Linked DNA regions of Homo sapiens: all the other regions are linked to region 1. Evidence: chromatin loops called from intact Hi-C (ENCODE). Cell type or tissue: endothelial cell of umbilical vein. All regions are shown on one strand.

What was found. Hi-C counts contacts between places; a loop is a spot of excess contacts. Peaks named below come from ENCODE experiments on the same cell type or tissue, not always from the same donor. Only the 100,000 strongest peaks of a DNase experiment are listed, where the experiment ranks them.
Region 2: a loop joins it to region 1, with 2.7 times the contacts of the local background. A loop is called at or near these places in 2 of 110 quality-filtered maps.
Region 3: it touches region 1 in a loop (4-fold over the local background); 3 of 110 quality-filtered maps call a loop at or near these places.

The regions. Positions count from the first base shown.
Region 1 is chr1:233,109,264-233,117,263 of GRCh38, reverse strand. The region is part of intron 21 of PCNX2 (pecanex 2); the gene reads left to right. Among named protein-coding and RNA genes, the nearest start is that of NTPCR, 160 kb to the right of the region's middle. RefSeq lists an enhancer at 1,463-2,662. In endothelial cell of umbilical vein, no CTCF peak of the experiment used is centred here; DNase peaks (open chromatin) are centred at 3,663 and 4,123; H3K27ac peaks cover 3,488 bases.
Region 2 is chr1:232,807,879-232,815,878 of GRCh38, reverse strand. MAP10 (microtubule associated protein 10) reads right to left here. Exons shown (of 1, transcript NM_019090.3): 1 at 5,950-8,000. The coding sequence ends at 7,712. It overlaps LOC101927711 (a long non-coding RNA gene), which reads right to left and starts at 550. Exons shown (of 6, transcript XR_949278.3): 1 at 112-550. In endothelial cell of umbilical vein, no CTCF peak of the experiment used is centred here; no DNase peak of the experiment used is centred here.
Region 3 is chr1:233,022,052-233,030,051 of GRCh38, reverse strand. It overlaps PCNX2 (pecanex 2), which reads left to right. Exons shown (of 34, transcript NM_014801.4): 26 at 4,653-4,906. Among named protein-coding and RNA genes, the nearest start is that of NTPCR, 75 kb to the right of the region's middle. In endothelial cell of umbilical vein, a CTCF peak has its summit at 4,626 (motif pointing right); a DNase peak (open chromatin) is centred at 4,661.

The sequences.
Region 1 (8,000 bases):
CTTCCTCTCCTATTTTCTGGAGAGATTTTGTGGAATTGGCATTAATTCTTTAAACCTTTGTTAGAATTCTCCAGTTAAGCCATCTGGTCTGGAGAACATTTTGAGGGAGTTTTTAAATTTATAAGTTAAATTTCCATAATAGTTGTAGGGATATTTAAATTACCTATTTCATATTGGGTTTTCTGATAGCTGTGTTTTGGAAATGATCTGTTTCTTCTAAATTGACAAATTTACTATTGTTCTGTTGTACTATGTGTTGTTGTTCATAGTATTCCCTTATTGCCCTTTCTACATACGCAGTTTCCTTAGTGATACCTCCTGCTTCACTCCTGATATTATTAATTTGTGTTTTTCTTTGTCAGTCTTTCTAGAGATTTCTTAATTTTATTTATCTTTTCAAAGAGCTCTTTGTTACATTGATTTTCTTTATTTTTGTCTTATTTGTAATTTCATAGATTTCTGCTTTTATCTTTATTATTTTCTTTCTTCTCTTGGGATTTATTTTGCTCTTCTTTTTGGGGGGGCTCTTGAGGTGGGATGTTGTTATCAATTTGAGACTTTTCCTCTTTTCTAATGTATGCATTTAGTGCTATAAATTTCCTTCTGTGCACTGCTTTAGCTGTGCTCCACAAATTTTGAAGTGTTATACATTCATTTTCATTCAATTCAATGTATTTTTCTTATTCCCCTTAAGACTTCCTCTTTGATCCATGGATTATTTAGAAGTATGTCATTTTCCAAGGGTTTGGATATTTTTGTGTTATCTTTCTATTATTCATTTCTAGGTTGATTTCTTTATGGTCAGAGTACACTGTATGATTTCATTTCTTTTCATTTTGTTGAGTTTTTTGTTTGTTTGTTTTAATGTCTGTGTGTTTGTGTGTGTGTAGCCTAGAATATGGTCTATCTTTGTATCTGTCCATGGACACTTAAAAAGACTGTGCGTTCTCCTGTTCTTGGATAGAGTATTCAATAAAAGTTGATCATATCTTGTTGCATTATAATGTTGTTGAGTTCTGCTATATTGTTATTTTTTCTGTCTAATCATTCTGTCAATTGTTGAGAGTGGTGTGTTGAAGTTTCCAATCATAATTGTGATTTGTCTGTTTTTTCTTTCAGTTCTATCAGTTCCTGCTTCACATATTTTGCATTTCTATTGTTTGTTATATATACATTTAGAATTGTTAGATCTTGGTGGATTGATGCTTTTATCATTATATAATGTCTTTTCTGGTAATTTCTTTGCTTTCTCTGAGGTTTATTTGATAATGATATCACTGCTCCTGTTTTTGGTTGATATTTGCATAATACACATTTTCTCATACTTTTACTTTCAAACTGTTCATATCATTACATAGACAGCATATAGTTGAGTTATGGTTGTTATTCCATTCTGCCAATATTTGTCTTTAGTATATTTAGACCATTTCATTTAATGTAATCATTGATATGGTAGTGTTTATGTTTGTCTTTTTTGTTGTTATAGTTTTCAGTTTGTTTTTTCTCTATCTTCTTTCTTTTTGCCATGGATTATTTGAACTACATTTTCCACTAGAACTCTCATACATCTCCTGTATGATAATTCCAACATCTATGTTATATATGACTCTGATTCTGAGGCTTGCTGGCCCTTTAGTTCTCTAAACTACATTTTTTCCTGCCTTTTGCTATGCCCTTAATCTATTGTTCAAAGTTGAACCTGTTGTATCAGGTGACAGGAACTGAGGTAAGAAAGCATTTAATTTGAGAATTTATGTTACTCTAAGAGTTAGGCCATGTTTAACGTTGCTTTAGCCTTTAGCTGTGGGTCTCAGAGGCTTTAGATTTTTCTAGTGTCCTTGTTTTTGTCTCATCTTGACTTTCGGTTTCCCTTAAAGCTTCTCTTCGGAAACGGTTTATGTCTTGTAGCGCTATTATCTGGGATCTAGTGTTATTATATTGAGTTCCTGTTGGTGTGCTGGTAAGGTGTGGGGTAGGGGGAGCATTCTATTATCTTCCAATTAAATCTGTTTTTAATTGGGCCTGTGTCTCCGGGCTGTAACCTTCACAAATGTTTCCAAAGTGGTAAACTTTTTTTTTTTAATGCCCTCGACTTCCTTCCCTGGTTGTAGTAGTCTCAATCTATTTCCCTGAAGCCCTGACACCCAATGACTATGTTTCTTCCTCCCTTCCTCTTTCCAGTGAGATAAACTGGAGTAAACTGGTAGGGAAGGAAGTTCTTTCTCCCACGTGGGATCGGCTCCTGTGCAGTGCTGTGCTCTGGAGGATAAGCCTGTGTGTTTTGCATTGTTTAATCTTCCCCACCTTCTACCAGAGCCGTGAGGGGATGTTTCTTGATCTTCACCATGAGAACCTAGTGGGGTTTCTGGAAGTAAAACCCCTGAAAGTGTAGGCCCTTCCCTAAGACCGTGGTGCCTGTGAGTTTCTTAATCTCATGGTAGGCCACCCTCAGCCTGTATAACTTCATGAAAATTATCATTTAAATGTTCCTAGGAGTTTATGGCCACAGCACCTTTTGCCCCACAGAAGCTAATCTGCATTGTGACTTTCTGGATGCGCCTGTCGCTCCGTAGTCCAGAGTTTTCTGTGACCGCTGCAATATCAGTGATCTGATGGGTTGAGACGAGCCATCAGTTTTCTGTTTATCCAGCTTCTTCTTCTTGTAAAAATAACTTCCAAGCTTTTTACATGCCACAGCAGAAACCAAACGTCTCTGAAGTCTTTCTTTCAAATCACAAGCCATATTTTGTACCTTCTCTGCCCAAAACCCTGTAATGACTCACCACTTCATACAGAGTAAAAGGCAAACCCATGACACTGGCCCAGCACCAACTGGTCTCCGTTCTTGCTCTGACCTCCTCTTCTGTTCTTCCTCATGCCCAACCCAGGTAGACTTGCAGTTCCTCCACTATGCCAGATGTGCTGCCACTGGAGACTCCACGCTCTGTTTCCTTTGTCTTTAAATGTTCCTCCCTTGATATCCACTGGACTCGATCCTTTTTTGAGCCTTTGCTCAGATCTCACCTTTTCAGTCAGGTTTGCCCTGACCCACCCAGTTTCATATTGTAATTTTACCCTACTTCACCGTTCACCCCAGGTTTCCAATCCTTTCACCCTTTTAAGTACTTGCACTACTTTTTACCTTTTTGTCATAGCCGTCATCATCTTATAACACACTTTATAATTGTTTATTATATTATTGTATCTCCCACTATTATTAAGTTCCTTGAAGGAAAAGATCTTTGTCTCTTTTGGTTACTGATAGAACCCCAATTTGCAGAACACAGTCAGGCACAGAGTAGATATGAAATAAAACTCCGGAATGTTGAATATTGCTCTCTTACAATGACTGTTCATTAGCATATCCTAAGTCACTTACAGAGGCTGACTTGAACTCAGTGCTATTCGAGTCTGCACAGGCTCAGGAGTAAAGACTGGTTTGCAGAAGTTCCATGCAGCCACTGCATAGGCAAAACACATTTTCTGGGCTTTCAGGGATACATTTGCACTCTCAGCTGCCACCCAGGATGGTTCAGGGAAAGAATTTCACAAGCTCTGCACTATGCCTGAAAACAAAGAACACACACCTCTAGTGCGTCTGTGTTCCCAGGAAGACCGGAAATGCCTCAGTGGTGAGACCACTGCTGTATTTCTTTCTTTCCTACCTTACACAACATCTTACAAGAGGCAGGCTCGTAATAATTACTCAGCACATATTGACTGAATTCATTTGAGAGCTTCCGAGATGGAAAACTGTTTTTTTGAGAAATAAACTCTTAGCTTGGATGCAGGGGTTGGGTGGCGTTTTATTATTCTAGAGAGATGCTGACTCATAGTGGTGGGGGAAGGGAGTACGGGGAGAAGCAAGGCTTTTAGACTGAGCCTATGGATTACTTAGATTTCCTCCTCTGGCTTCTCAAGGTGTATGTTTTGATTTTCTTGGCTTCTTATGAATCTTGTTCAGCTGTCTAGCTGCTGCCTGCTGTCCTGTTCACAGTGGGGAGTTAGCACAGGGCCAGTAGAGCTGTGAGTTTGTTGCTCTGTGCTGTCTAGTCATCAGAATCCCTCTTGCAAAACCAGGAAGAATAAACCACAATCTGCTTCTAGCTGTAAATCTACCCTGGTGATGACAAGCTGATGTCACCCAACTGGCCAGCTCACTGCGTTGTGACCACAGCCTGTGGCTGCATTCTTAGTGTTGTATTGTGTAATTGCAGGAAAGTGCCTGCACAGAACCTACACATCCCTTAAAGATTTACAGCCTAACACATCCACTTTCTTGTCTTCTCCTCCCTAGGACGGCACCCACACACAAAGAGGATGATTTCCCTTAACTCAAACCATGCAAGTTACTGCAGTTCATCTCATGGGAGGGGCTGAAATACACGCTAGTAACTCCTCTGCCCTTCAGCCTTCAAAGTAAGAGTCAGCTTTTTCTCCCCATTTGGGACATCAAGCCTAGCATGTAAGACTTAAAATTTTTTTCTTCATTTTTGCTTAATTCTCATGCCAAAGTATACTATAATAAATATGTGAATTTAGTTATATTGTTCAAAGATCTACACAGACACATTCATCCCGCTAACACATCAAAGAAGTATTTACGAACGCCCATCTTTTTAAAAAGTTTGCAGCATTCTCTGCTGAAAGAGAGAATTCTCACTGGTTAAATGTTGCAGTCCCTCTGGGCAGTGATGTGCCTTCATTAATAGAGAGAATTGAAGAGCCAGAGCTGGTAAATCTTCTAAGGAGCAGGGAAGTAAGGTGTGCTTAAGGCACAAAGGCTACTTGAGTGGCTTCAGGAATTCAAGACAGGTGACAACTCTAGACTCACTTGCTGAAAGAATTTTGAAAACCTTGCTCATTCAGCACCTAGGAGTGCCCTCTGAAAGGCCCTCCTTAAAGTGCTTCCAGAATAGAGAACTCAATCTGGTGAAGCGCCAGGGAAGCCTTTTCCTTGCAAGGCTGACCACTGGCATGTGCCTTCCTGTGCTGGCTGTAGGCATCTTGTTTTATAGGATGTACATTTGGAACCTGCAGATTTCAATTCTATACCAGGTGCTCATATTTAGGACAAGATCTTCAAGGTCACAGATTTTCCCATTCTTTCTTTCCTTGAACTAGCAGTTTTGGAAGTACTTTGAGTGGTCCAAACCATGGTGTTTCTACCTTAGGTGAAGAAAGGCTATGAATGAGACTGAGATAGTTACTATAAAATTTGAAACATCCAGGGAGGAAGAGAGGATAAATACCTGTCTTATCAGAAAAAGCAGTGGCAATTGCAAAGATGTGACATGTAAATGAGAATCATGAAGTAATCGGAAAAATTCCATTGAACCCAAGCTCCTATAGCCTATGCGCTTGATGAACTGGAACAATACCTGAGGCCTTCAGTCACTTGTTTCACTTTCTGAAAAGCATTAACTGAAATACCTACTATGATCCTACAAATCTTCTAGAAGATAAAAGTAAAACTGTAAATAATACCAGTGCCTGCTGCCAATGACAGTGCATTCTAATGGGGGATGCAGGAGAGACAGACATATAAAAAATAATTTGGGGCTGAGTGTGGTGGCTCACACCTGTAACCCCAGCACTTTGGGAGGCCGAGGTGGGCAGATCGCTTGAGCTCAGGCATTCAAGACCACCCTGGACAACATAGGGAGACTCCATCTCTACAAAAAATTCAAACATTAGCTAAGTGTGGTGGTGCTACTTGGGAGGCTACTTTGGAGGCTGAGGTGGGATGATCGCTTGAACCTGGGAGGTTGAGGCTGCAGTGAGCCATGATTATGCCACTTCACTCCAGCCTGGACAACAGAGCAAGACTCTGTCTCAAAAAATAAAAAATGAAAAATAAATAATTTTGAAACAATCTCATAAGTGCAACCAGTAAAATAACCTGTATTTATGAGTACTTATAATATTCTGGTTCTTGAGCTAAAAATGTACATGGATGACCTCATTCAATCTTCACAATAAATTGCTGAGGTAGGTAGGCACCAGTCTGCTGTGCAGATGAGAAAACTGAGGCTCAGTGGACTGAAACCCATCTCACAACTAATAAGAGGCAGACCTAGCATCAGAACCCGGGTCTGACTCCAGTGCCCATTCTTGCTGCCAAGATTCTGTACGACTTTCCGTGTGATAAAAAATGATATGCCAAATATTTTAAGAGTCTCTAGAAGGAGACAAGTGATCAGGGCAGTGGAGAGAAGGATAACAGGATAATCTTTGAGGGGATGTCACTTTGAACTACTTCTTTATTCCATTTTATTTCTTCTACTGACATATTATTTGTGCCATTTAAAAGTCATTCTCTTATATTAGGAATATAAAAGTTAATTCGTCAGTATCTGCCTTTAAAGGTATATGTGTGGTGTTGTTACACTACACAGAAAGTGGTATATTATTTAAATAATATAAATTTAAATATATATTAAATTTAAATAATATTACGTTTAAATAATATACCACTTTATATGTAGTGTGAGGAATTTTAACATTATTTCTCCTTCCTTTCCTTTGTGCTATTATTGTCATATATTTATTCTTACATATGCTAAGAACACACAATCCGTTGTTTACTATTCTTGCTTTAGAGGAAAATTGCTCTTTTAGAGCAATTAAAAATTTCTAAACATGATTTTAATTTATTTATTTCATTCCCAATGCTCTATATCTTTGTGTAGATTCAAGTTTCTGACCTGAAGTTTTCTTCTGCCTGAAGAACTTTCTTGAACAGCTCTTGAGTGTAGGCCTATTGGCAAGACATTTTGTCAGTTTTGTTTGCATGAGAAAGTATTTCTCTTATATTTTTGAAAGATATTTTTGCTGGGAATAGAATTCTATGTTGATAGTTCCACAAGATGGCAGTTCTCCCAGCCATCTTAGCACTTTATAGATGTCCCTCTATGACCTGCTGGCTTGCATGGTTTCTGAGGAGTCTTCTGCAAGGCTTACCTTTGTTCTTCTCTGTGGAATATGTCTTTTTTCTGGCTGCCTTCAAGATTTCTTTTTGTCGTTTGTTTTCAGCAGTTTGAATATATGTCTTTTGTTTCCAGCAGTTGTTGCATATGGTTTTTGTTGTTTGTTTATTTATTCATTTGTTCATTTGTATATTTATGCTCCTTGGTACTATCTGATCTTCCTTTTTTTAATTTTTTTTATTTTTTGAGACAGGGTCTCCCTCTGTCACCCAGGCTGGAGTGCAGTGGCACCATCTCAGCTCACTATAACCTCTGCCTCCTGGGTTCAAGTGATTCTCCCACCTCAGTCTCCTGAGTAGTTGGGATTACAGGCATGTGCCACCACAGCCCGGCTAATTTTTATATTTTTAGTAGAGATGGTGTTTCTCCAGACCTCAGGTGATTTGCCCGCCTGGGCCTCCCAAAGATCTGGGATTACAGGTGTGAGCCACTGCGCCCTGCCTGATCTTCTGAATCTGTGGTTTGGTGTCTGTCATTTTGGAAATTTATTGGCTATTATTTATTCAAATATTTCTTTTGTTCTGCCCTCTTCCTCTTCTCTTTCTGAGGTTCAAAACATGCCTATGTTAGACAATTTGGTATTGCTCTGAAGGTTTTGGATACTCAGTAATGTTTGCAGTTTTGAACTCAGTTGTATTTTTGTGTGTCAGTGTGGGCCATTGCTGCTGACCTGTCTTCATGTTCACTGATTATTTCCTCGACTGTGTCCAGTGTGATGAACCTGTGGAAAGAAAGCCTTCTATATCTGTGACTGTGTTTTTCACTTCTATCATTTCCACTTGACTTTTTATTTTATAGTTTCCATCTCTCTGCGGAGATTACCCATTCAATCTTTCATCCGGCGTTGTTTTCCAGTACAGCCCTTAACATATTAATCACAGTTCTTTTAAATCCCCTGTCAGATCGTTCCACTATATGTGTCATCTCTGAGTCTTACTTTGATTACGGCTTTATCTTCTAGGAGTGAATTTTTTTTCTTGCCCTTTTGTGTGCCTCATAATTTTTGGTTGA
Region 2 (8,000 bases), 300 kb after region 1:
CTTGTTCCACACAGAATATATAGATCGTGATGAGGAAGGCCTTTAAGACAACTTCAGACCCAGCCACCCCATAAATGTTAGCTCGTGAGTAAAAACCATAATCACTTGTACCTTGGAGATCTGTGTGGCGATCAGAACCAGAGAGGCAACCGGTCTTTAGGTGCAACACTGTGTCACAGCAATAGAAGCCACAGCAGTTGAAAACCAAGTCTAGTTGGTGGGCAACATGGCCTGGCATTTGTCAAGAGCAACCATGCAAATAAGGCCAAGTAAGCTTCTCAGGATCTTGGACCATTTAGGATGATGGAGTTCATAAAAGCTTGGTGCTGGATTTCCTGCTAACATAAATATATGGAGCTAGAATAATCCACTGGAATGTAAAAGGGGGATTGTTATATTTATACCCCACACTAGTGCAGGGGGCCATACTGGTTACACTTACATATCCCAAGAACATCGGCAAAACAACCCATTTGAAGGGCATAGCACTACTATAGAAGTCTGCAACTAGTGCTAAAGAAACGTTATTAAGAAAGTCCTTTGGGAGGCCAAGGCGGGTGGATGACAAGGTCAGGAGATCGAGACCATCCTGGCTAACATGGTGAAACCTCATCTTTACTAAAAATACAAAAAATTAGTAGGGTGTCGTGGCGGGCGCCTGTAGTCCCAGCTACTCAGGAGACTGAGGTAGGAGAATGGCATGAATCCGGGAGGCAGAGCTTGCAGTGAGCCGAGATTGTGCCACTGCACTCCAGCCTGGGCAACAGAGTGAGACTGTGTCTCAAAAAAAAAAAAAAAAAAGAAAGCCAATCTTTATAAAAATCCTTGGAAATCACCGTAACTGACAAGAACAGAGACAGTTAATAAATGATTATGTATTGTTCAATAATTTCATGTTACATACTGAAAATACTGTATGCAGAATCACATTAGCTCTACCTCCTAAGAGTTGCTATGAGTAATCCTGTATACAAGTGTTAGAAGCCAAATTTGTCAGTAGTGTGAAATGTAGGCATTTTAGTTCAGACTGTAAAATTAAAATTTTAAAGATAATGTTCTAGATTCTGAAGAGAAAATGTGTAACCCCCAACAGAGAATGCTCCAGTATGATACACATAACTATGTCCACAAAGGTAGTGCCAAATACTATATGTACTTGGATAACACAATGGAAAACATGTAAGCAATTGGATTTGCCTCTACCAGCTTGGAGTAACAACCAGGGCCAGCTATACAATTTGTGGCACTCTGTCAAAAATGAAAATGTAGGTCTTATTGCTCAAAAAAGGAATAAAAATAGATCTTTCTTAAAGTATCTAAAATATAAAGCTTTTTCCTTTCTTTCAAAGTCTCCCCCTCTTGATTTGCCATGGTGTTTTTCAATGGCCACTTGCATTATTTTTCCGTTGCTGCATAACAAATTAGCAGCTTAAAACAACAGCCATGTTTTCTGATAGTGTTCATGAGTCAGGAGTCCAGGCATTGCTTAGGTAGGTCCTCTGCTCAAGGTATCTAAAATAGTCAGATGTGTAAAATCAAAGGATGGAATGGTGGTTGTCAGGGGCTGAGATGAGGGGGATATGGGAAATTATTAATCATTGGGCATAAAGTGTCAGTCAAGCAAGGTTAATAAGCTCTAGAGAGCTGCTGTGCAACACTGTGCCCACAGTCAACAAGAATGAATTGTATGCTTAAAAATTTGCTAGAAGCGTAGATCTCATATTAAGTGTTCTTACCACAACAAAATAAAATAAACTGGAATTTAATCTAATGATAGACTCTGATTCTGGAAATGATATTATAAGGATTGAAGAAACATTATTTTTCTGAGATTTATGCTGAAAGTCTTTCAGTTTCTCTATGAAAGTGAGAAAGGCAATGAATATGGAAAACAGCCTGTTTCCTCATCTATATTAATACTTAGCTCACAGGGTTCTGGTAAAGATGAAGTGAAACAGTGGAAGTCCTTCATAAGCTGTAAAGTGCTATTCAGTATAAGAAGACGTTAGTGTTAAAATTAATGACAACAACACATCAACAAATTATTAACAATCCTATTTGCCAATGAAAAATGAAGCCATAATTTTAGTAAGATCCTGCCTCTCACACTGGTTTTTAGAGGTTGACAGTAGGAACTCACACTGTGATCAGTGAGGTAGGAAGAGGGCACCAAGAAATCACTGTAGAAAAGAAGCACTAGAATGGAAGGAAGTTTCCCCTGAAAATATAAGTTCTGCCCTCCGACATACTTGGCTTCTGGCTATTACAGAGAATATCAGGGATACAGAGTACTTTGCTAACAAGAGGCGTGCATGTTCCTACTCAGGACTTTTTTTTTTTTTTTTTTTTTTTGAGATGGAGTCTCGCTTTTGTCGCCCATGCTGGACTTTCTCAGGCGATTACAAAGATCTTTTCCCTCAGGTTAATAAACACTATCCCAAAGTACTTGGAAATAGTCTTAAAAATGTTGGATATGCAAGAAACAATTTTCAGGCCAACTCTTTTGAAAATAGACTCCTCTGTATCTAAAGCAATCCACTATTTGTTACGTCATTCTGAGTCCAGAATTCAGTCCCAATTCACTCCACAAGGTTGACGCTGAAATTGTTAGTAATGAGATACAGTACTCAAGGCAGCTGATGGGTGTGAGACTCTCTGTGATTGAACAGCTTCCCTTAATAAAACAAATTGTGAAGTGCTCCAAGGTCTTCAGTAAAGAAGAGCTGAACGAGAAATCTTTGGGTAAAAAGAAGGGACTTTCTAAAAGGCCCTATATATTTTTTCTCAGTCTTTTGATAATGTAGACTCTAGGGATATGCTGCTCTCCCTTTAGGATTTCTGCTCAATTATAGCCACAACCAAAGTCATTTCCTACTGCTTGTATGGATCAACTAGAAGATCCTTCAAAAAGAACGATATTAAAAACAAGAAGCACATAGAAAGGGACATAACATAGAGTATCCTAAATAGTCAAGCTATAAGTATAGGTTTCTGATCCTGCAGTCACCGACTTACTGACTCATGGACCTCTTCTCTTCTATGTTCTTTCTGAGTATGACCTTCAGCTGTTACCTTGTCTCACTATTGCTCAGGAGCTCATCTAATCTCCTGTGCTGCCCTGTTCCTGTAAAACACAAACTTCCTTTCAATTTAAAACCCAAATCTTTTCATGGATTTCTGCTACCAAGGGCTCTACTACTCAGTTACAGTATCTGGCCTGAAAGCTAAGTCTCATCCCTTCCCAACTCGTTCTGTAAGTTTCTACCTATTTTATTATGATGCATTATGACAGCTCCTTCCCCACTCACCCCATCCCCACCCCAGACCTCAAGGTATTCAAAGGAAAGAATAAACATTTTTTGTGTACCTACTATGAAAAAACATGGACTATATATAAACAGGAAAAAAAAATTGTTTAGGAGGTTTTAAAACAACCTCATATAGGAGGGGCTACTTACCTAGATTTGCAGGGAAACGTATGCTTCCCAGCACTGATACACCACTTTCTTGCTCTTTTAGAAAATTTTGTCTTTACTGGGGACCTGGATCAGTGTTTCCTTTCTTTCTGTATAGTAAGGACATTTTGTAGTCCCCTCTCCTAAGTACTCTGCACAAAGCTAGATGCCCCATTTTGCTTAGTACTCTGAGAAGGGCTCCTTCTTCTGCTTGGTTTTGTGGCTGTGCTCTGTGACCTAAAGTCTTCTTGCCTGGCCAGAAGTCTGTGCTGACTCTTTTATCACCATGGACTTCTTTTGCCTTGCTATGCTATAGGAAAGTTGTTTAAACTTTCTGGAAGAAAGACTTGATTTCTTGACTGAAGTTTTAATTGAAAATGCATCCCCCTAGGCTGGAATACAGATACCACGGTGCATTCTTTGTAATATCATTAAATACATCACCTAACACTCACTCACACTCATTGTCATATATGCTATATATGTTATTTGACTCAATCCTGAAACCAATTCTATAATGAAGAAAGTCTCCAAGGAGTAAAATAATCAAGGATGCAAACGCCATTTGTCTGTCTCCAATGACCAGGTTTATACCATTTTAATTTGCCACTAGGGTTAGTAGTCGCTCCAATAACATTGAGACAGTTTGAATATATGTTTTGGTGTCAAAGGTGAAAAATAGTTTTTCTCCTTGGTCCCAATACCTATTCTAGTAGGTAACCTTGAGCCCACCCCAGCTTCTTGCCTGTCCTCAGGGTTCTGCTTTTCCCTCAGTTGTCCCTTAACCTGCTCCTATGCCCAAGCCCTGCCGACCAGCTTGAACTTTTTCTGGGGCTCTGTTGGAAAATACCATCTTCTCATTTCTCCAGAAGCATTCTCATGGGGCTGTGTTGAAGAGTGGATTTGTAACCAATTTTTTCATCAACATAATCTCAACTGCTTTGTGTCTTCCAGAAGTTCCTCAAACTGGGTGTCTTGTCCACCACCAGCATTTTCCTTGTTTTCCAAGGCTACTTCGGGTGCATTCATATTTTTATGTCTGTCATTTCCGTGGAATTTTGGAAGGAAAACACTATAACCTTTCCTTAGTACACAATTTTGAAGCAAAACCTCTTATCTAAGTTTTCTAATTTTTTTCTAGAATTATTATAGTTCAGTATAACAGAGATCTGAGAAGAGTTTTTAAAAACAACGAAATACTTCTAACACTAAGGCTTGGCACTCCAAGCTAATGAAGATCCTCCTGAAGTCTGTTACTTCCAGGCATGACAGTTAGGTCTCCAGAGAAAATCACTTAAGAAAGCCTTGGTCCTTGACCAAATGAAGTTTTCCTTGTATTGTTTTAGGTTAAAAATAAGAAAAGAATGACTCAGCAAGTTTTGGCCTATATATTGTCATTCTGTACAACTCCCTAAATATTTAAATCTAAATTAAAACATAAACCGACTGAAGAATGTCTTTCTCTAGGCCCAAGGACAGTTTGATGCAGGAAATTTAAATATTATTTATATGTTGCTTTGTTATGAAATTTATCTGCCTTGCCAACAAGTGTGGTAATTTAAAAGCTGGGTTTTTTAATTAACAGTCTTGACCTATATTTTGCTACCAATAAAAGTCTGGTTCCTAAATGTAATTCCATACTAAATTCACTGCTTGTACATGAAGAAAAATCTAAATTAATTGACATGTAAAGGAGTGGCTCTCAGCAGAAAGCCATAATAATTGCATGATAGAAGTTTAATATCATTGTTCTTTGCATCTGAAAATGTCATCAATAGCATGCATTGTAAGTGAAGGGAAAAAACCCAGCGTACTGTATGCATCTGCACAGCCCTCTGCAAATGTTTATGGGAACAGTTCAGAGGACTTATTATTGGTGGTTGGTTCCTAAGCTGTAAACATTCAACATTACATAGAGGTAGGTCTTAACATCTTTTCTGTGGCTCACTTTGCATTTTAGACCCTCTCCCACTCAGCTTTGTCCATAGCAGTTTAGACACCCATGATATTCAGAAGACCTTTTGGAAGGTTTGCAATAGCTTGGTTTTACAATGAAATGACAGTCTCCCTTATTTGTGACTTGAAATACTATTTCATGTTTCAATAATTTTAAGCAACTAAGGAGATAAATAAGGCTCCATGAATAGTATCTATTACAAAATTCTTTTAAAATAAGCTTATAGATTGTAGAATTAAAACATGGAGTAGAATTTGTAGAATGTAATAGGAAGGACTAAATACATGAAAACAGATATTTTCACTAGAATTAGACTAGAAGAAACAATTATCACAATTCTAGAAATAAGTATTCATGGATTAACTCAAAGAGAAGCGGATTCAGCTACTCAGCTTTGTAATTTAAAGTGCATTAGTTTTTTGGTCTTGTTGTACCTTAGACTTGCTAAATTAATCATTTTACCTATTCTTACCACAGACAATGACTTACTCTCTACCAAATAAAACGTTGGTTTATAAGGAATTATTTCTTTGATGATTCTGATATTGCTTATATTTTTATTGTCTCTTCCATAGTAATGACAAATTGCTATTAAACAATTTACACAGTTCACATCATTAAACATCTAGTTACAATACCTGGCATTACAATATTTTGATTTTGTGAAATGTTATACTATATGCTTTATATTTTAGAAAAATTAAGATCATAGCCACTAGCCACAGAAACCTTTCATATCTCAAAACTTTAACTGATATAATTTCTCTGCTTATTATTTTCAATAATTTAAAATATTCAAAATGTCATGACTACTTACTAGTGCTCATTTATAACCTAAAATAATCTGTTATTCCTATTGCTTAGAATTCTATTATTATACTTAGCATTTGAGGCTCTCTGTAATCTGGCATTTTCCTTACTCAACAAATGTCCTTTCTACCACTCTGTAGCATGAGTGGATCATTCTATTCAAGATAATATTTTAAATTGTCCCATAAATATATCAGGCTCATTCCCATCACTCTTTTATTCATATTGCTCCCCAAAATGTAACATCCTCTTCTCTCTTTTTACCATCTATCTATATTCTAGTATTATGATCATTCAGAATACCTATATAATTAATTACCTTTAAAGAAAGGAAATTAGAACCTCACTTCATACATTCAAAAACGTTAGATATATTAAAAAGTCTAAAAATTAAAGTATAACACAGCTAGAAGAAAATATATGTAAATATTTGAACACAGAATAAAGTCTAAATATAAAACCAATGGAATAAATTATAAATTATCACTGGATTTCATAAAAACAAAGTTCCATACACTAAAAATAACCATTGAACAAACTGAAATGACAAGAAACTGAACTCCTATATCAGAAACTGTATAAAAGATACCTTCTTAAGTTTCCCTTTCCAAATATTTCAGAGAACACCTGAAGGCTATTTATACCAAGCAAAACAGAAATATTACAGTCAAATATATTTCCAATAAGGATTTTCTGCAGGTTTATTTTAGGGAATCTGCTTATTTTTGCTGCTTAATTCTAAACCCTCCCATTAGGTATTTTAAATGCCTGGGCTTCGTTTTTTTCAACAAATGTTTTTATTGCACTGCAGCCACATGCCAGGAATTGTGCTAGATACAAAAATGCACTGATGTGTAAAACAAATATGATCCCATCACACAACTGAAGCCTAGTGGAAGATAAACTTTAATCAAGTAATCACACAAATTGTGGCTTATAAACAAAAGGTGCAGGGCACTATGAGAGCATATAAAAGCAACTTCACCTATTGGGGATATGGGATATGTATATGTCAAGGAAGACTTCTTATCTACATACAACTGTAAGCTTTTAAAACAGCAGGGCTCTATCATAAATAGATTCTGCACCTTTCTGCATCTAACACAGTAAGTCTTCTATATTTGTTAAATAATTTGTTCCAATTAAAATTTGAGGCTGTCCTTACTAACTAGCCTTCTTTTTCAGTGGTGTGCATGAAGTCAGCTTTAGAATGATCAATACTGTAGACTAGACACTTTAAGAGAGACAATTTAGAAAGACACACTTTTATTCTTATGATTAAACAATTTAAAAAGAAATCTGTTTATATGATTTAATAATCAATATTATCAGATTTAATGGTAAAATACCATTTAAACATCAAAGGAATAACGTTAATTCATATTTCTTTAAAAAATTATTCACATAATTCATGAACTAAAACAGCTTTAAAATTTTTTTCACTAACAGTACACATAGGTCCTTGAAAGTTTTTTAAAAGCATGTATTTTTACATTGTGTATCCTGGAAGTTTATTTATTACTAATTCACAAATATCTTTGCATTGCTTGGAAATATTTAGTGAACCAACATCATCATTGCCTTCTTCAAAGTGATCTGATGTACTGCTATCCAGGACATTAAGTTCGGACACATTTGAAGGCAGGTAAGAACTCACCTGGGATGTTTGTGGTGACTGGCTTTTTTCTAAAGATTTCCAACTACTTCTTGTTTTAACAGAGATGTCTTGAGCTCTCTTTGTAATTTCAGAATTGTGCATACTATTTTGATCTATCTGG
Region 3 (8,000 bases), 87 kb after region 1:
ATGGAGAAGTGTGAAATAGGGGTGGAAAAGCAACTGAAGACATATTATCCAGATTTTTTTTAACTGATGAAAAATATCGATCCACAGATCCCAGGCCCTCAACACATCCCAAGCAAGACAAACACAAAGAAAACCAAACCTAAATGTGTAATAATCAAATTTCTGAAAATTAAAGGTAAAGAAAAATTATAAGCACATGTGAGATTTGTAATCGTCATCTTACCAAGAGCATGAGAGAGTTTAAAAACACATTTGCATTATATAGAGAGAACCAACAGTGTGAATTATCTCTGACTTATCAAAAGAAATCATACAAGCCAGAAAACAATGGAATAATATTTTTAAGTGCATAAAGAAAAATCAAAAACAAAAACTATCAACTCATAATTCTACATCTAGGAAAAATATTCTTCAAGAATAAAGTCAAAATTAAGATATATTTTCAGATTAAAAAAGCTAAGATAATCACCAACTGACCTGCACTATAAGAAACTTTAAAAGGCATTCTTCAGGCTAAAAAACAATATTAGATGAAAAATCGACTCTACACAAAAGAATGAAGATTGTGAGAAATGGCAAATATGTGAGCAAAGATTTTTTTCTTTTTAAAATCTTTTAGAATTGATTGTTTAAGCAAAAAATTATAAGAATGTATATTTGGGTTTAAATTACATATTGAAGTAAAACGTTTGACAACAATAATACAAATAACATGAGAGGATAAATATTCCATTGTAATGTCTTATATCATTGGAGGACTCATATGAAATTGATTCATAGTAGATTGTGATAAGATAAAGCACACAGATTATAACCCTTAGAGAAACTGAAAAAATAAAAGAGGTATGGCTAAAAAGCTGATTGAGAATAAAAAATAAAATACCAAAAGTTGCTCAATTAAAAAATAATGACTGGGCCAGGCACGGTGGCTCACACCTGTAACCCCAGCACTTTGGGAGGCCAAGGTGGGTGGATCACAAGGTCAGGAGTTCAAGACCAGCCTGGCCAATATGGTGAAACCCCATCTCTACTAAAAATATGAAAAATTAGCGGGACCTGGTGGCAGGCACCTGTAATCCCAGCTACTCAGGAGGCTGAGGCAGGAGAATGGCTTGAACCCGGGAAGCAGAGGTTGCAGTGAGCTGAGATCACACCATTGCACTCCAGCATGGGCGACAGAGTGAGACTCCATCTCAAAAAAAAAAAAAAAAAGGACTGGAAAGAATACAAATTTAAAAAGTTGGATAAATAAAAACAAATAGGAAAATAGTAGACTTTCACCCAGTCCTATAAATAACCACATTACATGTAAATGGATTAATCACTATAATTAAAAATTGGAGATCATCAGACTAGATAAAAAAGCAAGTCCTAACTACATGCTGTTTACAAGAGATGTTTTAACTATAAAGATCTGGAGAGTCTTAGGAACCCTCACACCTATTTGTTTTGTGCTATTTAAAAATAAAAAGATAGAAAGTTGCATTCCTTACAAACACTAATTATAGGAAACCTGGATTAGCTTTATTAATATCAGACTTCAAGATGAGGTGTATCACCACACTAAAGAAGTATATTTCATAATAATCAAAGAGTTAATTCATCAAGAAGACATAACAGTCCTAAATGTGCATACACCTGATAACAGAACTATAAGAAGCAAAAACTGACTGAATTAAAAGTAAAAACAGAAAAATCTACAATTATAGTTGAACACATTAACACTATAGCTTCAATAAGTGATAGAAAATTCACACAAAAATATTAGTATCTAGCATATTTGAATGATACTGTCAACCATTTTAAACTAATTGACATTTACAGAACACTTCATGTAGCAACAGCAGAATACAGATGTTTTCAAGAGCATTTGAAACAGTCACCGAAATACACCATGTGCTAAGCCATCAAATAGCTCTCAATAAATTTCAAGAGACTGAAATAATAAGTGTTCATTCTCCAGTAACACTGGAATTAAACTCGAAACTTACAAAAATGTACATCATAAAAATTCCCAAATATTTGGAAAATAAGCAACACACTTCTAAACTCAGGAGTCAAGAAAGGAATAACTAAGTTAATCACAAAATAACTGAACTGAATGAAAACAAAACGCAGCATATAAAAAATGTGTGGGATGCAACTAAAGCAATGCATAGAGAGAAATGTGCAGCTGTAAAAGTTTATATTAGCAAAGAAGAAAGGTTTAAAATCGAGATGTAAGCCAGCGTTTGGCAAACTAGGGTTCATGAGCTTAGAATGGCTTTTACATTTTTAAAAGGAAGAGGGGAAGGGGAAGAGAAAGAGAAGCAGGAGGAGGAAGAGAGGCAGCTGCAACAGAGACCACATGTGGCCCACAATGCTTAAAATATTTACTCTCTGGCCCTTTACAGAAAAACGTTAGTGACCCTTGACGTAAGTTTTCACCTCGTACTAGAAAAAACTGATGAATATAAATCCAAAGCAAGTAAAAGGAAGAAAATTTTAGAGATAAGAGTTGGATGTCTATGGTTTCTCTAGAAAATAGAGAAACATTGGAGGAAAAATAATGAAACTAAGTGATGCTTCTTTGGAAAAATCAAGGATGCCAATTTTCACCACTTCTGCTCAGCAGCGTACAGGAGATCCTAGCCTGTGCAATAAGGTGCCAAGAAAGATAATAAAGTCAAAAAGATTTTTTAAACTTCCAGAAATTGTTGCCTACATTCACCGTCTCTGCTTTTTCCCCTCCCGTTATTTCTTGAATTCACGCTCATGAGACTACCCCTCCCCCACCATTCCACCACAACCCGTCTTGCAAAGATCAACATACACCTCCATATTGCCAAATCTAACAGTTAATTCTTCATGTAATTTGACCTGTAAGCATCATTTGATGTAACTGATGTTCCCTCTTCCTTTAAACTCTTTTTTCACTTGTCTTTTGGGACTTGGTTTTCTTTCTAACTCACTTGCCATTTCTGCTCTATCACTTTATTGGGATCTCTTCACCTGTCCAACCTTTAAATGTCGGAATGCTCAGAGTTTACTTCTCAGACCTCTTCTCCATACTCTCTGTACACTCTCTTATTAGCATATAGGTGATTTGAAATAGCCCCTACGTGCTAATAACTCTCCTAGATTTTATAAATCTCCAGCCAGGGCTTGTCCCCAGAGCTTCAGATTCCTTAATCCAGCTGCCTCCCTGACATCTCCATTTTGATATATTAGGCACTTAAAACTTAACATATGTAAAAGTAAATCCCTGATCTTCCCTTCACTCCTACTCAAAGGCTGGTCCTCCTGCAATCTTCCTCTCCTCTGTAAATAGTAATTTCATTCTTCATCCTGCTCAGGACAGAAACCTTAGCATCATTCTTTTCTCATCTTTTCAATACCCCATGTTGAAATTCATCAACAATTCTCATCAGACTGCTTTCAAATGTATCCAGAATCTAATCATTTCTCACCACTTCCTCCAGCCACCCAGGACCAAGTCATCATTCTCTTGCATCTGGGTTCACTAACAGCTTCACAAGTGATGCCCTGGCTCCCACTCTTGTTCCCTCGACAGTCCTTTCTCTGGGCAGCAAGCCAGAGTGGTCCTCCTAAGACATAAGTCAGACCACGTTTCTTTTAAGCTAAAGCCATCCAACCGTTCCTCTAACTCATTCTAAGTTGGATCTGCCCCTGGCTACCTCTCTGCTTCATCTACTACTTTCCCACTTGTGCCCTCCACTATAGACTTTCGTGCTGCTCTAGGAACATATAATAAGTATGTTCCCACCTCAAGGCCTTGGACGTAGTCATCTGTCTGCCTGGAAAACCCTTCTCTCAGTTATCTGCGCTGAGTTCCCCCCGACCTCCTTCAGGTCTCTACTCAGACATCCCAGGGAGACCTTCTCCGATCCCCTATTTAAAATAGCTATTCCCACCCTGTCATTCCAGACCTTTTTTGCTTTATTATTATTTTTTTGTGTCTGTCTTCTTTAACCTGAACTGATAAGCTATACAAGGACAGGGATTTTATATATTTGTTTCATTGCTGTATTCACAGTGCATTGGATGCACTCAATATTTGGTGAGTAAAGTAAGGTATTCACTAGCTCATCAGTTTGTTTATTTATTTGTTTGTGTGTTTACTGAATTTCTACCTGCCAGGCACTGCCCTTAGGGAGCTCACAATCTAGTAAAAATAATAGGAACAACTACCATTTTTGCGTGGTGACTAATCACTTTGCATATGCCATTTTATTTCATCCTTACAATAGCCTGTTTTACAGATGAGGAAACAAGCCTGGACCAGTTAAATAAATGGACTAAAGTCAAGTAGCTAGTATGTACTACCTTTTTCAAAACCTGTTTGTCAACTACTGCCTCCCACTGAAATGATGTTCTTCTGTGTTGACATTTAGCTCATATCTCCATAAAAATTTTTAAATCGTTTAAATATATTTTCTACAGAGACTCAGACTGAATGTGAGTGAATAAAAGAGTTCATGATTATGAGAATTGTGACTTCTTTGGGGGACTTATTTGAGGACAAACAAATTTCCTGATTCCTCGACTCCCTTCAGCCTCTTCCCCTCTGATGAAGGCATGGGGAAATCCGTTGAAGCAAACATTCTAGCATGCCTTCTCTTCAAACTTCCTTCATGTTTGTGCTCGGCCAGGAACCTACTGCCAGCAGAGGGAGGTAGAAGCCATCATGGAGGGCGACGAGGAGGACAGAGGCTGCTGCTGCTGCAAACCAGGCCACTTGCCTCACCTGCTGTCCTGCAACGCTGCCTTTCACCTCCGCTGGCTCACCTGGGAAATCACGCAGACCCAGTACATCCTGGAGGGCTACAGCATCCTGGACAACAACGCGGCCACCATGCTGCAGGTGTTTGACCTCCGAAGGATCCTCATCCGCTACTACATCAAGGTATTGCTCTGTTTCCCAAACACCTAAGGCAGAAATGCTAGGATGGCACAGGAAGCTCCGAAAGAGCTCTGTCGAAAGCTAAATTTTGAAGCCTGTCATCCTCAGCTTCCGAATTGGAAACCCAGCCATCTGGGGAACCATTGCTTTTGGAAAAATCCTAGAGGGCTTTGATTTAACCTGAGATTTGTGCCCTGGGTCATATCCTAAGCTTAGGCACCAATAAGCAGTTTGTTTTCTTATCTAGGTCTTCTTTGTCTCTTCTACCACAGCATTATTTGCTTGTCCTGATGATGAGGACAAATTTAAATACCCTATAAATATTTCTAAGCCTCCATGTTTGAGTTATAAGGGTCAAATTAGATGCTCTGCACAGTGTCCACTTTAGAATCAGAATTATATTTTAAGCTCATAAGGAGAACTCAAAATGTAGCTAAACCATCCAGTCAGAATTGGCTGTGACAGCCTTTCCCCCTAACTCACATGGAGACTAATAACATATTTTTTCAGTTGCTCAGTGCCTACATCTGCCCAATTGTATTCAACCTCAGAAATCATGGCAGTTTGGAGTAAGTCTCCTGGAAAACAAGTGTGGCACCTGACTGAGGATGTGTAGTGTTCATCCGGGCTGAGGTGTTTTCTGAAGGGGAAGGGGCAGGCGAGAGCCGTGTGGCAGAGGAAATCTTCGCTGTGGGTCCTATTCTGGGAGTATGGGGGGACTTGGCATGGTGGAAGTCCTGGATGGACCACAGGAACGTCACCTCTTAATGCTGTTCAAAAAGAGGAAGCTCATCCGTCGGAGGCCACAAGGCCCTCTGCCAGCGTGCCGAGACAGGTGGTCCAGCAGAAATAAGAAACACAGAATGAAAAGATAACTTGGCACCTAAAGTTTTAACCAGCTAACAAACAAATGGCATTGAGAAATTTGGAATAAATCCAGACATGGTGGTTCACGCCTATAATCCCAGAGCTTTGGGAGGCCAAGGCAGGAGGATTGTTTGAGCCCAGAAGTTCAAGACCAGCCTAGGCAACATAGCAAGACCCCCCATCTCTACAAAAAAATTGAAAAATTAGCTAGATATGGGGTTCATACCTGTGGTTCCAGCTTCTCAGGAGGCTGAGGCAGGAGATTTGCCTGAGCCCAGGAGTTTGAGGCTGCAGTGAGCTGTGATTGCACCACTGCACTCCAGCCTGGGTAATGGGGATTCCCGAAATCCACAATAGCTGCTGAAGCTACATGGAAGCAGAAGATAGGCTGTGAAAGTCAGAAGGATAAATAGCTCTTAGATCTCATCCCCTAGGTGATTGCTACACAAAATGTTTGCAAAACCCTTTTCTGTGGCAGCATGTTTACAACAGATTTAGCCGTTTGTGCTCACCGTCTTTGTGTGTGCTGGAGATGCAAAACATTATATTCAAATTTCATACAAAACTATACATGTTTTGTCCAACCTAATGTAAATGGGGGAAGATTTGGGAAGCATACCAGGGAGTTATGCCTATCTTCTCTTTCTAGACTCTAAGCAAATTCAATATACCAGTTGTGTTAGATTTGGCAGTGAGCCATGAAATAAGAGTGGCATGCATGTTAGAAGCTTATTTCTCTTGGACTTTGATGATGGTTGGTATGGTAGCTTCCAAAATTTGAGTTCCACAATTTAAGTTACAGGCTTAAAGGGATAGAGGAAAGGACACAGAAAATGAAGACCAAGGGCATGCATCAGCAGTCTGTTAATGAGGTTCTAGGAAGCTGCCACAATATCCTCCTGTTGTATCCCATCAGCCGGAACATTGTCACATGCCACCTGGAAGAGGGTCTGGAAAGTGTACTTTGGGCAGCCATGAGCCCAGAATGAAATCGTGTGTTCACAGAAGAAGGAGAAAACAGATGATAAATGGTAACTAGCCATCTCTGTTATCTCCCTCAACAAGGAGAGTGTCCCTTGAGTATTTCCTTTAGTTTTCAGGAGGCAGGACAGGGTGGTTGCAGGAACAGCTAGATCCAGGGGCTGACTGAGCAAGAGGACTCACAGGCCCGTGAAGCAAGTGGCTGGAAGGGGGCAGTGAGGACCAGCAGTGTGGGTCTAGACAGCCACGTAGATAAGCCCTGGAGTTGACATCTTCCTGTTGCCTCAAGAATTAGGCTAGACTCATCCCGGCGCAGTGGCTCAAGCCTGTAATCCCAGCACTTTGGGAGACCGAGGCAGGCAGATCACTTGAGGTCGGGAGTTCAAGACCAGCCTGACCAACATGGAGAAACCCCATCTCTACTAAAAATACAAAATTAACTGGATGTGGTGGCACAAGCCTGTAATCCCAGCTATTCGGGAGGCTGAGGCAGGAGAATCACTTGAACCAGGGAGGCGGAAGTTGCAGTGAGCCAAGATCGCACCACTGCACTCCAGCCTGGGCAACAGAGCGAGACTCTGTCTCAAAAAAAAAAAAAAAAAAAAGAAAGAAAAAGAAAGAATTAGGCTAGACTCTTTCATCTGCTACCCAGAGACCTCCAGTATTGCCACTGGCTGTGTTTCCCACTCCCCCCCCATCTCTCACTGTTTTGTGTACACACTGTGCACACACTACCTGTGCTCCCTGCCCCACATGCTTGCACACTGCTTGCTCCTCCTGCAGGGACTCTCCTCTCCCTTCCACATGCCCGCAGCTTCTCTTCCAACCTCAGTCTCAACAGCTCTTCCTCACCAGCTGACAGCCCGGGGCCATGCCCAGCATTCCTCTCCCCTTGCTCTGCAAACTTTCCTACTTCACTCTATGGCAGTTCCCTAAACAGAGAAGCCACAACTGAGTCCTCTTTGGGTCCTCAGAGCTCTGCTTGATGACCTGTTTATTGCATGGCCCAATTTGTTTTTTTGTACTGAATGAACAAAGGTTCTGGGGAACATGGATTTGGAGTCTGGGCCATACAGTCTGGACAGAAGAGATCCTAATTCAGTCAAGGGTCTGGTGGCCTGCTGCAGGCACGAGTAGTGGGACTGGGGTTCAATACTGAGCCACATCCCTGCCTTTCCATGAGCCAGACACGTGGACAGGCCCAACTCGTCACCATGGGGCCAGCAGATCACCGTGAGTGGGAGAGAAG